Linked DNA regions of Mus musculus: region 1 is linked to region 2. The links are chromatin loops, found by intact Hi-C in ENCODE. Cell type or tissue: heart. All regions are shown on one strand.

Evidence for each region. Hi-C counts contacts between places; a loop is a spot of excess contacts. Peaks named below come from ENCODE experiments on the same cell type or tissue, not always from the same donor. Only the 100,000 strongest peaks of a DNase experiment are listed, where the experiment ranks them.
Region 1: a loop joins it to region 2, with 15 times the contacts of the local background. A loop is called at or near these places in 15 of 42 quality-filtered maps.

What each region holds. Positions count from the first base shown.
Region 1 is chr11:21,090,219-21,092,718 of GRCm38, forward strand. It overlaps Peli1 (pellino 1), which reads left to right and starts at 1,106. Exons shown (of 7, transcript NM_023324.2): 1 at 1,106-1,460. In heart, no CTCF peak of the experiment used is centred here; DNase peaks (open chromatin) are centred at 953 and 1,643; H3K4me3 peaks cover 1,947 bases; H3K27ac peaks cover 1,905 bases.
Region 2 is chr11:21,238,313-21,240,812 of GRCm38, forward strand. Vps54 (VPS54 GARP complex subunit) reads left to right here and starts at 720. Exons shown (of 23, transcript NM_139061.5): 1 at 720-1,059. In heart, no CTCF peak of the experiment used is centred here; DNase peaks (open chromatin) are centred at 289, 1,009 and 1,119; H3K4me3 peaks cover 2,500 bases; H3K27ac peaks cover 2,083 bases.

The sequences.
Region 1 (2,500 bases), 150 kb before region 2:
GCTGAGCCATTCTCTGTCTCCCGTGTACTTGTTTCTTAAATTACTTATTTCTTCATTGATCAAATAATTATGTGGTCTGTGGGCATCCAGGGTTTTTGATCCTAAGACTATTTGAAAATCCTTAGTTTCCCATCTTGAAATAGATGTCTGATTCCTTGGCATTAATGTTTTTTCTTCCAGGTTCTAGGTACTCTATTAAGGGAAACTGAGGCAAATTACCTGTAAACCTTCTGGAGAGCCAGTACTGTGTTTTCTCACACCACCATACATGCATACCTGGTCATTTAGAAAGGGTGTAAGACTTAGCTGAGCACAACATACCCATACCATGTTTCAAGGTGCCGTATGTTGTAATTTGATAGTGAGAAACTTGAATCGGCTAATACATACATTGAACAGTTCTGAACTCTCTCTACTTATCTTTTGAATATATATTTATGGAATCTGGATGTTTGAAGAACTATAGATTTTCAGATGAACAAATTGCAGTACAATGATCCAACAATGCTGTTAATGCTGAACTTGGGTTGGAATTAAATGTAACTAACCGAACAAAGAAATTACAGAATTCTGTTAATGGTCACGCTCCCTACAGTTTTATAACCTAATTGTTAAAACACTAAGAACAAGTAGATTTTTAGTACCTTGGGTAATTCTCTTGAAGGAGGCAAAGGAAGGGGGTATTTATGATTTGCAGAAGAAATCTAAACAACCAAGGAGACTGCCATGTCAAGAGGAAGTTAGATTTCACTGGGCACTTGGAAGTGGTTGGGGGTGGGGTGAAGCAGGAGGGACTGGCTGTGGGCAGGAACCCAATGGCACCAAAGACACAAGACCAGCCTTGTTTAGTCAACTACAGTCCAGAACCTTCAGGCTTAGTGAATGGGTGACTATGGCAACAGTCCCCGCCCCAACCCCCTTGCGCGTGCACAGCGCAGAGCCAGCAGTAGGCTCCTCCACAACAGATACTTTTTTTTTTCTCTCTCGGTAAAGAGAACTACAGTTCCCAAGAGCCCTCTCGGCACCGCCTCGCGATGTGGCCCTGCCCCTTACCCTTATGCCCCGCCCTCCCGCTAGTCCCGGTCCCTCCTTCCCAGTGTGTGTCAGTGACCCAAAGGCGGTTCGAGGCGGAGGGACCGTCGGGGGCGCCGCCGCCGCCTTCTCCAGCGCCAGCAACAGCAGCAGCAGCGGCAGCGACAACAGCAGCAGCGGCAGCAGCGGCCGTGCGGCGCCACCGGATCTGCCTGCAGCCCGGGGAGCTCACCACAAAGCGGGCCCGAGCCTCCCTCTCTAGTCCGCGCTCGGCTCTGCGTTCCACTCGGCCTCGCGGGGCTCGGCGGCTGGCGGGAAGGCGGCGGGCTCCGCTGGTGCCTGCGTTCAACCGGTGCTCGCGCCGCCCCCGCGCCCCGGGTGTCCGTGCGGCGGGCCGAGCTGGCGTTCCGGCCACCAGCAGTCGTCCGGTGAGTGCGGCGCGGGCGGCGAACGGGGGCGCGAGGGCCGGCGGCGCGGAACTTCCTCCGAGCCTTTGCCGGTGGCGGCGCGGCGGCCTGCGCGCCCGCCCGCCCGCGGGGAGGCGGCGGGGAGCAGAGTTTGCGGCGCCGCATCCCGCGCGGAGGGAGGAAGCGCCTTTGTGAGGAGCTGCCCGGAACGCCCTCCCCCACGGCTGGAGCGGGTGCGCGGCGGAGGGGAGCCCCAGCTCGGCGGCCCGGTTCTCGCTCCCGCGGCCAGGCTGCAGGCCGGCGAAGTGGAAGGGGAACAAAGGGGCGGTGGGCTTTTCTTTTGTTTGTGTGAATCTGATAACTTCTCAGCTTCCTTACGTAACACAGAATTCCAAGTTAGTCATTCTTTTTATTGTTATGATTATTGTCATCATCTCTGCGTGCCTCTACGTTTCCTTTCATCTTGGGAATCTCAGAGCATTTTAAAAACACTAATTAATTTCACCTCCCGGCCCTTGCCAAGCCCGTTTCCGTACGTGGGTAAACTGAGGTCCAGAAAGCCCTCAAATTGATGGATACGCTTGATGTACCGCGCTGGTGTCTGAGGCTCCGAAAGCGTTTATGAGTAATAACTCATTCTCCAAATGCCCTGTGGAAAAGTTAAAGATGCTCATTTTACTTACAGGTTAAATGAAGTCTGGAAGAAGTCTAGGTAATTGTTAGGTAGTTGAAACAATAATTCTTTTTAAATAGTATTTGAATCTTAAAACCTCAAAGGACTTTCTGAAAAATGTTCCGAGTGGTGAAGATACTGTAAGTCATCAACTCACTTCGCCATATATTATGTTTATATGTGCAGATCTCTTACAAAGTCAGACAACAATGATGAGGGAGGGGATAGTTTTTACTTAACCTACATTTAACATGTTTAGTCACTACTCACAATATGCTCGTTGGTTTTAGCCCCAGCACTCTTCCATCAACAAATATTGAGCATCTCATCCACAGGACGCTTTATTAAACCGAGAATTGAAGCTTTTGTGTATCAAAGGTTGTCTGTT
Region 2 (2,500 bases):
AATAATAAGCACACACACCCAAGTTTTTCAGATTTTTAAAGGGCAGGGACAACTGACTTATGCGCCTGAGAAATGTGACAGGTGATTGGAAGCCAGGAACTGGGGGGACAGGGTAGCCTCAAAAGGCCTTAAGTGCTGGAGGCCAGTGGGGTATCTGGAGTTGACCTTTCACCTTTGAAAGGCATTAATTTTGGAGACGGAGCCATGTTTGTTTACTATGAGGGGCTGAGGGAGTCAGGGCAGGCGGAAGCTAGGGCTTTAGTGGGTGTAAGCGGCCGGGAGTCAGTTGGTCTGGGGGGCGAGGGGTCCGCTCCCGCCCGCTCGCCAGGGAAGGCGGAAGGCAACGCTCGGCTTCTTTGGACAACCTGGGCGGGGGGGGGGAACCGTGCGAGCTGGAGCGCAGATCCGAGACGACTCCTGCCTTTACGAGGACGACAGGGGGAGGCACGGGGCAGCCACGCGGGGTCGTCCCCGCTCTGGGGTCGCTAGCTCTGCGGCGGCCGCGCCAGGCCCTGTCGGAGCTGCGCGGCGACTCCCGGTCTGGCCGCGGCCCTCCCGCCCCGGCGACGCCGCGGTGGATTGTGGGCTGGGGGCTGCGGCGGCCTGGCGGCGGCGGCGGCCTGCTGCACGCTCTCCGCGGACCCAGCCGCGCCGGGCCGGTGGCGTGAGGCGGGCGGCGGCGTGGGGAGCTGAGGCGCCGGGGGCGGTGGTCGCGGCGCGGCGGCGGCTCCCCTGGAGGCCGGGGATGTGGGAGAGGCGGCGGCAGCAGCGGCGGAGGCGGCGCTGCGGACCCGGGGGAGACTGCTGGCTGACAGGACACCCGGGCGAGACGTGAGGGGCCCGCCGCGGCCGCTCTGCCCCCGAGCGGCGCTGGGCTCGAGAGGGCGGCCCTGTGCTCCCGGGCCCGCCGGCCAGCAGGCGCGGGGCGGAGGCGGGAACCGGGCTCGGACCCGGCGCGCAGGGCGGCGGCGGCCGCGGAGCAGCAGTCTCGGCGCGACGTGGAGGGATGGAGGCGGCGGTGCACTAGGCCTCGTCTGGGGCTGCCGCCCGGGACCGCAGGTAGGTGCCGGGCCCGCGCTTCGCGGCCACCCTCCCCCGACCCGGTGACCGGCGGGGCGGCGGGACCCCACCCCCTCCGTCTCCTCGGGGCTTGGAGCTGACAGAGTTTCGGAGCCGGTGACCGAGCCGAAGCTTCATCCTCCCCGCCACCACCACTTCCTTCTCGGCACTCCCAGGATCCGGGCCGGCAGCTGTGCCCCAGCCCCGGCCGGCGTCCGCAGGTGCCGCCCCAGTCCCCTCGCCCCTCTCCGGAATCCGGGACCAGCAACTTCCATCAGTCCTTGTAGACGCGGAGCCCAAACTTTCCCTGTCTCCTTTCAGCCAGGCCTGAACCCCTCTTGGAGCCTTCTAGAATAAAAACACCGCCCCCCCACCCCCCCGCCCGAGAATACTAAACCAAAGAAGAACTCGGCATTGTGCAGTTTTGCATTGTAGTTTAAATTATTTTATTTCTTTCAGTTTTGCTAACTGCTGTCTGCAGGGATACAAAGACAGGCCTTCCCTGTTCCCTGTGGGTTGTCTGGGAACTTTTGCCTGACCATTATAATTAGCTACTTGGCCTGTCCGTGTATGGCTTAGGGTGACTTTTTTTTTTTTTTTTTTAAAGAATTTTGGCCTATTAGAGTTACAAAGTGTTTCTTAAAATACCTTTTTAACCAAGTTTGGTTTTTGGTCCTTATAGAGACGTCTTTTACTTTCGAAGAATTAAATTGGGCTACTTCTGTTTTCTAATTGATTTAATTTCGGGTTCTCAAACTCAGGTCAGTCTTAATACATGTTCAGCGGGCAGGGGATATTATGATACGCTGTTTGTGGTATATGGAGAAGAAGGTGATAACTTATGCTGCAGGTCTTGATGGGCATTGAGTTTTATAAATGGGAGCTCTAATTGGAAAACTATTTGACTCCCTAGCAGTTTGGCTGGAACAGATGTAATGATAGGATATGTCTGACTGTATGTAGTACAGTGAGTTGGGTTTCCTAGAAGTGGGTATTGGTGCTCTACACTAATTATCATTAGGTAAAATTGGTCACTTTGTACTTGATAGTTGTAGTTTAGGATGTTAGATGCTAACTTTTGTATTGTCTTTTGGCTAGTTTTAAACTGTGTTCTGGCAACCTTAGAACTGTTACTATAAGTACCAGTCTGTTCACAGTAAAACTGTACACACTATCCGTGTGTTGTTGTTGACACTCATATAATTTGTTCTTGTGGTATTGCTGCTACAGCATTTGGCTTTCTAAAATGTTTTTCATTGTTTTCAAAATTATAACTGGCAAAGTTATCTAGAGTTTACTAGGAACAGAGGATTAAATTTGCATGTATTTGTGTTCTGGAAAAGCTAAATTATATTTCTGAATAAGAATTTTTATTACAATTAGATCTTATATAAACCATGAAAGGACAATTTGCAGAACCTATTCTTAATTAACTATTAAC